2 separate regions of the Homo sapiens genome follow, and region 1 is linked to region 2. The links are chromatin contacts, found by Hi-C in ENCODE. All regions are on one chromosome and are shown on one strand. The core of a region is the stretch at or near the end of the contact, and the rest is flanking DNA. Distances in the headings are between cores, read along the strand shown. Region 1 holds the start of MTMR3 (myotubularin related protein 3). Region 2 holds the start of SF3A1 (splicing factor 3a subunit 1).

Region 1 (5,453 bases), core at 951-3,450, 470 kb after region 2:
AGTTTCTCATGCTTCCCCTTCTCCACCTCTTAAATTCTTAAAGATCTATAAACAAAAGCACCCTGAGAAGTCATAATTAATGGGACTTCTTTGGAATACCCAACCTAAAGCAAAAGTTCACATGCCTTGCTGACCAGAATCATTCACGGAGCTTTGTAAGGACAGATCCCCAGGCTCTATCCTCAGAGATTTTAATTCACCAGGTCCTGCATGAGTTCGAGGAATTTAGGTAGTCCATAATATTTCTAATGACCAGCCTTAAACTAGACAACCACTGAAGAACCTGGCCTATGAGCTGAGAAACTCAGGGTTTTTTATGGCTGGTCATTAACGACAAGCGGGGCTGTACCACTGTGCTGGTCACTTGAAGTTCTCTGAGTCACCTGAAAATGAGGGAGTAATTGGAGCCAAAAGAGGTATTCATAGGCAGCCAATCTAAAATTCTAGAATCCTCCAAATTTAATTTAATATCACATACTATACTGGGTTTACTCAAAACAGTGTCATTCTGGCTGGCGGCAGTGGCTCACGCCTATAATCCCAACACTTTCGAAGGCCAACGCAAGCGGATCACTTGAGGTCAAGAGTTCCAGGCCAGCCTGGCCAACATGGTGAAATCCCCGTCTCTACTAAAAATACAAAAATTAGCCAGCCGTGGTGGCGCACACTTGTAATCCCAGCTACTTGGGAGGCTGAGGTGGGAGGATTGCTAGAACCTGGCAGGCGGAGGTTGCAGTGAGCAGAGATCGCACTACTGCACTCCGGCCTGGGCGGGAGAGAGAGATTCTGTCTTAAAAAAAAAAAAAAAAAAAAAAAAAAAAAGTGTCATTCTGTAAGCTCTTCTAGCCTACCCAAGTCATAGGCCCTATAAAGGGAAGACTTTCTGCATGCCATCAATGTCTCCTGTCCTACTGAACAGCCCTGAATCTGAAAGGGGAAGGTCCCCACCACCTCTCCATGGACAAATCACAAACATTTCACATTGAAAAAAATAATAATAATCTCCTGTAATTCAACCCAGGCCTCTTATGGCATTACCATTCACATATGAGAAAGTTGAACCTTAACTAGAAAAGTATATGGTTTTGGGGTTTTGTTTTGTTTTGTTTTGTTTGTTTGGGTTGTGGAAAAATAGATGTCAGAATCAAGATACTACAACAGTAAGAATTTAGGCCTGGGTCTGGAAAGGACATTTGAACATCAATATGTAATAGCAGTCCATGTCCAAAACTCACAAGTGAGATTATCAAATTCCAGGGGAGTCTATTAATGTGGCCAAAAAATCTACCCCATAATTTTGACATAAGTTTTCCAGTCCAAAATACAACCTACAGTATCATCTTATGGGTCCGGAAATGCCATACATCAAGCAAAATTACTACCGGAGAAATAACACTGTAATCATTTGCGGAGCAGTCTGACCAGGGTTCCCTCAGTTACGCCAACCGCCCCCAATCATCCTACCCACCTAAGTACTACCAGGTCAGGGGGATGCCCTGCTGCACGATCGGGCGGTCACTCCTCCTTTCCACAAGGCCCAGGCCCGCACCGTTCGCCCCGGGGCTCCCATGGCCCCTGACCTCCAGTATCCGGCAACGATGGACCGCCACAGACCCGGCAGGGGGCGAAGGGCGCACACCCACCTCCCGGGAGTTCGTGGGAATAACTCCGGGCGCTCCGAGGGTACGTCCCACACCCAGAGCCGCACGGGCCCATCCCCGCCAGGTCTGGGAAGGCAGCCCGAGCCCGGGACCCCGCCTCCCCCGCATCTAGGGTCCGGGCCGAGCTCGGCCGCCGAGCTCCCATTCCCACTCCCACACCCAGCGCCTCCCCCTGGCGGCGACAGCCGCCGGGGACGCCCCTCCCCGGGCCCCGCACGCAGTCCCCAGCCCTCCCAGGGCGCTGCCTCCTCAGAGGGTGACAGCCGCCTGGCCAGGGCCGGGGCCGAGGCCGGCCCCTCCTCCAGCTCTTCCTCACCCGCCGAGGAGACGGAGGACGGGGATGGGGTTCTTACCGGGCAGCAGGACATGGCGAGGCCCTCCACGGCACAGTCTCCCCCTCCGCCACCCCACCAGGCTCCCTGCCAGGGCCGGCGCTGGGCAGCGCCTGAGCCGCTGGGACGTCTCGTCCGGCTGCTACTCCGCCGCCGCCGCCGCCTTCTCACAACCACAACAACATGGCGGCAGCGGCCACACAGAGCGCGCTCCCGACGCCGAGCCGGGCGACGAGCGAGGACGCGCGCGCACGCTCGGGCGCTGAGCCCGGTGTCCGGGAAAGGGGGCGGGTCTCCGCCGGTTGGACGGGGGCGGGGCCTGGACAGGTGGTCACGCCCCAGGAGATGGGCGGGGCTGCAGCTGGGGAGAGGCTCGCGAAAAAGCCCAGCGGAGCAAGAATGGCTAGACAGATGGGAAATGGGTGGAGGAAAAGAGATGACAAAAAAAAATCTGGAAGAAAACCAAAGGTGGTCCTACAGATTTTTAGGAGGCGTCTTTTCCAAGCTCTGTAACCCTGGGCAAGACATGGCTCACTCTACTTACCAGAAAAATAGAACAATAGTGGTATCTTCCACCTGCAATTGTGGTCAGGATAAAACCAGTTTAATATAATGCAAGTAAATATAGTGTTTTAGAAGTTGTATTCAGAATACAATTTCTTTTCTTTTCTTTTCTTTTTTTTTTTTTTTTTTTTTTTTTTGAGACAGAGTCTGGCTCTGTCGCCCAGGCTGGAGTGCAGTGGCATCTCGGCTCACTGCAACCTCTGCCTCCCGGGCTCAAGCGATCCTCACACCTCAGCCTCCTGAGTAGCTGAGACTACAGACTCACAACATCATGCCCGGCTAAATTTTGTATTTTTTGTAGAGATGAGGTTTCTGCCATTTTGTCCAGGCTGATCTCAAACTCCTGGGCTGAAGCAATCCACCCACCTCGGCCTCCCAAAGCGCTGGGATTACAGGCATGAACCACCGCATCCGGTCCAGAATACAATTTCAAACTGATTCAACTTCAGCTCCTAATCAAAAGCTCAGCGGGAAGAAGTGAGTTTTCAAACAAAGTAAAAAACAACTCCCCCAAAAAATTGTAACCTACCCACACTAGCCTGCAGAATTCCACAAACCAGGATTGCATTACCGTAGGCCCTAACAGATTCACCTCCTCTGAGTTGCCTTTTAACATTCTACCCTTGACTTTTCTGGAAACTGGGAGAACTAGTCAAATGAAATCTATTCCTGCGTCTGTTGTAAAGTTTTTCCACAGCACTTTCTGAAATTTATTTTCAATGTTTACTGTCATTTTACTCCACTAAAATGTAAAAGCTACTTGAAGATAAGGATCTTGTCTTGTTCGTCACTGTTTCCCCAGCACCTAGAACTGTGCAGGTTAAGTAGTAGGCAGTCGAATTTCTTGATTAACTAACAGCTGGCTGGGCGCGGGGGCTCACGCCTGTAATCCCAGCACTTTGGGAGGCCAAGGTGAGTGGATCACCTGAACTCAGGTGTTCGATACCAGCCTGGCCAACTTGGTGAAACCCCGGATCTACTAAAAATACAAAAGTTAGCTGGGCATGGTGGCGGGCGCCTGTAATCCCAGCTACTTGGGAGGCTGAGGCAGGAGAATAACTTGAACCCGGGAGGCGGAGGTTGCAGTGAGCTGAGACTGCGCCACCGCACTCCAGCCTGGGCGACAGAGCAAGACTCCGTCTCAAAAAAACGAAACTAAACTAACAGCTAACATTTATTCATACAACTCATCTAATTGAATCTTCACAACTTTAATAGGTAGATGCCATTATCTCCATATTACAGATGAAGAAAGTGAAGCACAGAATAAATTGCGTGTATTAAAACAAAATTCAAACCCAGCAGACAAAAAAAAAAAAAAAATACTGTGCTGTCTTACCCACCAGGCTGTACTGCCCAGTGCATGGACACAGTAGCCTGAAATAAAATCTCAAGTAAGAAATTACTTTAGGCCGGGCGCAGTGGCTCATGCCTGAAATCCCAGCACTTTAGGAGGCCGAGGCAGGTGGATTGCTTGAGCTCAGGAGTTCGAGACCAGCCTAGGCAACATGGCGAAATCCCATCTCTACAAAAAATACCAAAAAACTGGCCAGGCGTGGTGGTGCACGCCTGTAGTCCCAGCTATTTGAGAGGCTGAGGTGGGAGAATGGCTTGAGCCTGGGAGGCAGAGGTTGCAGTGAGCCCTGATTGTGCCACTGCACTCCAATCTGGGTGTCAGAGAGAGAAAAAAGAAAGAACGAAATAAATTACTTTAGAGTTAAAAGCTTGGAAAGCCCTTGCTTTACTACCAGAAAAACCGGTGTGCTTCCTGCTTTTTGATAACTGTTACGCATCTGATTGTGTCTCTCTTTTCACTCTGGCTTCCAGAAAGCCCAGGGCTAAATGTGAAGCTCAGCAATGACCTCTTCTTGGCCCTTGAGGGTCCACTCCTGCCTCAACTTTGCACCTGTATTTATATGTGGCTGCCCTGATTTTCCCTTTCTGTTCTATGACTGACTATAGGCTTAATGGAATGGGAGAAGAAACAGTAAATACTAAAATTGATGAATGATTTAAAGTTTTTTTATTTTATTTTATTTTATTTTATTTTTGAGACAGAGTTTCACTCTTGTTGCCCAGGCTGGAGGGTAATGGCGGGAACTTGGCTCACTGCAACCTCTGCCTCCCGGGTTCAACCGACTCTCCTGCCTCAGCCTCCCGAGTAGCTGGGATTACAGGCATACGCCACCACACCCGGCTAATTTTTTGTATTTTTAGTAGGGACGGGGTTTCTCCATGTTGGTCAGGCTGGTCTCGAACTCCCGACCTCAGGTGATCCACCAGTCTCGGCCTCCCAAAGTGCTGGGATTACAGGCATGAGCCACCGTGCCCGGCCTCTTTTTATTTTTATATTTTATTTTATTTTCAGACAAGGTCTCACTCTGTTGTCCAGGCTGGAGTGCAGTGGCTGGATCTCTGCTCACTGCAACCTCTACCTCCCAGGGCTCGAGCCATCCTCCCACCTCAGCCTCTTGAGAAGCTGGGACTACAGGCGTGCTCCACCACACCTGGCTAACTTTTGTATTTCTCATAGAGACGGGGGGTGGGGGTGGTGTCTCACCGTGTTCCCCAGGCTGGTCTCAAACCCCTGAGTTCAAACGATCCATCTGCCTCCGCCTCCCAAAGTGCTGGGATTACAGGGGTAAGCCACAACGCCCAGCCTTAAACTTTAAAAATTAAGAAAAAAAAAAAAAGGACTTTCCAACCTGTTTTTCCCATTGTCTGATAAACCAAGGTTCTCATCAGCCATTAAGCCCCCCCGCAGGGAAATTCCCTTAACCAGTCATCTGCTCAGGGAAAGGCCATAGGACGAACTGCCACAGGTTGGTGGCCTCTGATTGGACTGAAGCTAGCACCTGACTCCAGGACAGCCCACCCATAGGCCACCTAGCTTCCA
Region 2 (5,414 bases), core at 2,555-5,054:
TCAGGTGATCCACCCTCCTTGGTCTTCCAAAGTGCTGGGATTACAGGCATGAACTATCGCGCCCCGCCAGATCATACCTTTGGGTCCACCAATCATAATTCTGCACACTGACCATAAAAACACAGATCTCCTTGTTTCTTTGGGTTTTCATTTCTGAAGGTTTCCATGTCAGGGAAAACTTTTTTTTTTTTTTGAGACGGAGTCTCGCTCTGTCGCTCAGGCTGGAGGGCAGTGGCGTGATCTCGGCTCACTGCAAGCTCTGCCTCCTGGGTTCACGCCATTCTCCTGCCTCAGCCTCCAGAGTAGCTGGGACTACAGGCGCCCGCCACAACACCCAGCTAATTTTTTTGTATTTTTTAGTAGAGATGGGGTTTCACCATGTTAGCCAGGATGGTCTCAATCTCCTGACCTTGTGATCTGCCCGCCTCAGCCTCCCAAAGTGCTGGGATTACAGGCGTGAGCCACCGCGCCCGGCAGGTAAACTTTTATTAAATTTGTATGCTTTTCTCTTGTTAATCTGTTTTTAAAATTTTATTTCATTTATTTATTTTTTAGAGACAGGGTCTCACTCTGTTGCTCAGGCTGCAGTGCAGTGGTGCTGTCATAGCTCATTGTAACCTTTAACTCCTGGGCTCAAGTGATCCTCCCCCTCAGCCTCCTGAGTAGGTAGGACTACAGGTGGGTGCCACCGCACCTGGCTAATTTTTTTGTTTTTTGTAAAGACAGAGACTTGCTATGTTGCCCAGGCTGGTCCTGGCCTCTTGGCCTCAAGCAATCTTTTCGTCTTGTCCTCTCAAAGTGCTGGGATTATAGGCGTGAGACACCTTAATCTTTTATTAAACTTGCAATGAGTGAGGAAAATATATTACTTTTTCTCCCCTACACATTAAAAAGAGTAAAAATAAAGGTCAATTAACTTTAATTTTAACAGCATATTTTATTTAACCCAATATACCCAAAACATTATCATTTCAACATATCAATATAAAATTATTAAGGAGATTTTTAACATTTTTATGGTATTAAGTCTCAAAATCTAATGCCTGTTTGACAACACATGGCCATTTGGACCAGAAACCATTTCAAATGTTCAAAATCTGTGTTGGCTGGTAGCTACTGTATTGGACGGTGCAGAGGGTTGGATGCTGTGTGTGCATTCAGCAAATGAGGACTGAGTATCTGTTCCATACCAGGCACTACGTCAAGACCAGGAACACAGCAGGGCACAAGGAGCCCTGTCCTCCAGGAACTACCAGTGATATCTGAGGGTCTCCGCAAGGGGTAAGCTTGTGTGTGCCAGTTTCACCCATGGGATATCACCCAAGGGATACGTGTCTGCCCCATGATACTCACAACACACATGCCCACATCCTACACTCCTGTTGTCTTGGCAACTGCCAATGAACTACTGCTGCCCAAGAGATTTTATGTCTCCAAGGAGGGAGGCAGAAACAAAGGCAAAATAACACACGGAAGTATTCTGGGTTTCCTTCCTGGAATGGGCATGAAAGAAATAAAGAAATCAAGAAGCCCCCAACCTGGGAGAAAGTGTATTCAGGTGGCAAAGCATCTGGAATTCATAAGCTTGCTTGTGAAGGCACCAGGAAACACTGATCTGTTCACCTTCAAATAACTATAGCTGCCACATGGGGCCATCCTGGATATCAACTCCCAGTAGATCCTGGATCAGATAAGCAGCAGCAAATGCCCAAGTGTCAGGAAAATCCAAGATGACCTTATGTTGTTTCTTCTGAAAATTGAAGTCATGCAGATACAAGCATAGTTTAAGAAGTACTTTATGTGTGTGTCAAGTGAAGAAGCACTTGACGTGAGCTCTTTCTGCAATTCCTGGGTCTTGAGTGGAACCCTCAGTCTGAAGCTGCCAGCCCGGCACTGTACCCATGACCACATAGGTGACAGCACTAATTGAGCCCTTAGGGAGGAGCAGCAGCTATCTCTGCCTCTCCTCAATTTCCTGGGGCTCAAGGTGGACTTTTGACTCCCAGAGAAGAGCAGGAGCCTTTCCTGCATTTCCGTTCAACATTCAAGCGCCTTCTCTCTCTCAGAACTAGTACCCTAACCCTACTCGGTAAAGATGATGCCTACTTCCCAGCCAGGGTGCCTGGTGAGATTCAAAGCCACCACCATGAAAACACGGGAAACTCTAAAACCAGCTATGTGGCAGATGTCAGTCTCAAACATGAGATTGTTAATTGCCTGGATCCCTGGGGATACTGAAGGGACTGAGGGCAAAATAACTAACTGCACTAGTAGAGGAATAAGACTGGCTTGAACTTGCATTCCCACTCTACCAACTCCAAACTTCACTGTCCTCATTTGTAAATAGGTTGCTATAAGGAATAAATGACGTAACACATGAAGTGTTGGGCACAGTATCCGGCTCATAGTAAATGACCAATACATCCCAGCTATCATTATTCTACATTAATAACAACCATGACACACAGCTACGATGTGTGTGGGGGGAGGGGGAAGACTTGAGAGAGCAACCTTTCCTATCACTCCCTCATTTCACAGGTGAGGAAACTGAAGTCCAGGAACAGGTTCGGAGCCAGCTCCCCGCTTTCCAGAGTTGAGGAGAGGAGGAAGGAGAGAGGGGGGAATCGCAGGAGAGGGAGAGAAGCCGGCGGGATTCGAGGTAGGCCTCTGGGGAGCGAGCCGCATAGCTTGCAGGGCTGCATCTGTGAGAGTGAGGGGTGAAGCCTAAAGCAGCAGCCCTGCGTGATGGCTCATGCGTGTAATCCCAGCACTTTGGGAGGCCAAGGCGGGAGGATCGCTTGACCCCAGGAGTTTGAGACCAGCCTGGGCAACATAGGGAGACGTCCTCCCATGTCCCTACAAAAAAAAAAATTTAAAAACTGGCCGGGCGCGGTGGCTCACGCCTGTAACCCTAACACTTTGGGAAGCCGAGGCGGGCGGATCATTTGAGGTCAGGAGTTCCAGACCAGCCTGGCCAGCATGGTGAAACCCCGTCTCTACTAAAAATGCCAAAAAAAAAAAAAAAAAAATTAGCCGGGTGTGGTGGGCGCCTGTAGTCCCAGCCACTCGGGAGGCTGAGGCAGGAGAATCGCTTGAACTCGGGAGGCGGAGGTTGCAGAGAGTCAAGATCGCGCCACTGCACTCCAGCCTGGGTGACAGAGCAAGACCTTGTCTCAGAAAAAAAGAAAAAAGAAAGACAAAGAAAGCAGCAGCCTTGATTTGAGAGGGAGGCCCCCAGTGGGGCTTGAGGGCGGGACTACGGAAGGCAGGGGATGGAAGCAAGAAAAGGCAGGTTCCGTGGGAAAAGCGAATTAAGGGCGTAGGATTTGGAAGCGGGGCTTGGAGGATGTGGGTCTGAAATGAAAGGGGGGACTAAGGGAGTAGGGAAGTGGGGCTCTTAGGCGGTGAGCCTGAGGGGACAGGGGCTCTCCTAAATGAGAGACCAATGGGAGGGAGCTGGGCTCTTGGAAGGCGGGGTCGAAGGGAGCGAGGTACTGGCCTGTGGAGTAAAGGAGCCGCGAGGTGAGTGCGGCGGGGGTCCGGCGGGTGACGTACAACATCTCACCTGTCTTCGGCGTCGCGGCTTCAGCCTTCGTGTCTGGTCGGCTCCCGGAACTGCCCCCGGTGCGCCTGCGGCCACCGGGATCCCCGAAAAGCCCTAGCCGGGCGCTCAGGCCGCTGCCTTGGCAACGGCGTCGGACGCCGCGGTGCCCGCGGGGAGGGGCGGGAAGCGCGTCACGGCGAGGGGACGGTCCCGGAAGTGCGCCAGTCGTACCTTCGCGGCCGCAACTCGCTCGGCCGCCGCCATCTTGCGAGCTCGTCGTACTGACCGAGCGGGGAGGCTGTCTTGAGGCGGCACCGCTCACCGACACCGAGGCGGACTGGCAGCCCTGAGCGTCGCAGTCATGCCGGCCGGACCCGTGCAGGCGGTGCCCCCGCCGCCGCCCGTGCCCACGGAGCCCAAACAGGTACCTCTCCCCCGCCCCTCAGCCTGCAGCCGGAGGGTTGGCCTGGGCGCTCCTTACTCGCACAGGAATAAGCGGCCGGCCGCTATGAAGGGCTTGGAGGGACTGCAAGTCCCAAGAGGCTGCGCGCTTCCCGCGCTATGGTGGTGTTCTGGTAGCGAAATGAGCCACCCTGAACGGGATTCTCTAAGTGGTCCGCGGAGCAGCCCCGTCGGCACGAGCCGGGAGCTTCTTAGAAATGTGGAGTCTCCGCCGTAGATCTTTTAAATAGGAATCTACATTTGAACAAAATCCTAAGGTGATTGATTTATAAGTGCGAGAGGCGCTGATCCAGCCCATCCTCTGATCTTATGTAGCAGTTGGGGCCGCCGGCCACAGCCTTTCCCCAGTAATGGCTAATTTCCCAGCCTGCACGGTACATCTTTGGATGTTAATTCTCAGCATCTATTTCGGTGTCTGCCCCAAGCCAGACACCGTGCCAGGCTCCCACATTACCGGAATGAATGGGGCATGGTCCCTGCCTAGGGAGCTCACAGGCTAACGAGAAGACAGACATATGAGAATGCTCACCAAATGTTTGTTGTCCCAATGGCCATCGATGATACAGTGCCAGCCCGCCCTTAATAAAGCTCTCCAATCTCGAATGTGCACAAACCATTGTAGTATGGTGTGATATGCCCTGTGATAGAAGTTTCAGGTACAAATCTAATGAACATTGTTTGCTGGGCTAGAAGGGATATTAAGGTAGGGAAGCCCACAAGAGTGAGAGGTAAATTTCTTTTAGAAGAAGGAATAGGAGTTTGCCAGGTAGGTGACTAGGGAAGGGAAATAGCATCCTTTATTCATCCAGCAAATATTTATTGAACACATACGCTGATCATTGCTTTGGGTTCAGAATAAGGGGGGCGGGGGGGGGGAACATGACTGAAGAAGCCATGCCTTTTCCACAAATATTTAAGTGCCCGTGTGTCCCTGGCATTTTCCCAGGCATTGGGGGAAAATAAGGTAATAGCCAGATAATATGCGCAAAGACACCGAGGTGAATCAAACGGTGTCTCTGATCAAGAGTAAATGAACAAGTGTTGAAGCATAGACTTAGGAGCGTAGTGGCAGGAGATGCGATTCTTACTTAGGATTTGAACTTTTCCTTGTAGACAGTGGGAAGAAAAGGGAGTGTTTTAAGCCAAATAGTGACATTTGTGTTTCAGAAATTCAGGTAGGCAGACGTGTGGAGAATCACTATGAGGGGAGGCCAGTCACGCTATTCCAAAGAGGCTGAAGGCCTGGCCGAGATTAGGGCAGAGGGGGTAGGCAGGCTCTTCAGCCAGAGTGGTGTGTTAGAATCCTGGTTCTGCCAGTTGGACATTAAGCTCTCCATCTCTCAGTTTTGTCATCTGTAATGTGGAGATATTAAGAGTTCTTGGCCGGGTCCAGTGGCTCACGCCTGTA

The links. A loop is a pair of places that touch in the nucleus more often than their neighbours do. Pooled maps may share reads with other maps.
Region 1: a loop to region 2 is called in a pooled map, with 5 times the contacts of the local background. The contact joins the promoter of MTMR3 here to the promoter of SF3A1 in region 2. A Hi-C loop is called at or near these places in 5 of 50 pooled maps.

The regions. Positions count from the first base shown.
Region 1 is chr22:29,879,921-29,885,373 of GRCh38, reverse strand. It overlaps MTMR3 (myotubularin related protein 3), which reads right to left and starts at 2,200. Exons shown (of 20, transcript NM_021090.4): 1 at 2,015-2,200. RefSeq lists silencers at 1,658-2,157, 2,218-2,387, 5,389-5,453 and an enhancer at 2,100-2,394.
Region 2 is chr22:30,355,284-30,360,697 of GRCh38, reverse strand. SF3A1 (splicing factor 3a subunit 1) reads left to right here and starts at 3,804. Exons shown (of 16, transcript NM_005877.6): 1 at 3,804-3,968. The coding sequence starts at 3,906. It overlaps CCDC157 (coiled-coil domain containing 157), which reads right to left and starts at 3,691. Exons shown (of 12, transcript NM_001017437.5): 1 at 3,566-3,691. RefSeq lists an enhancer at 2,323-2,922 and a silencer at 3,858-4,107.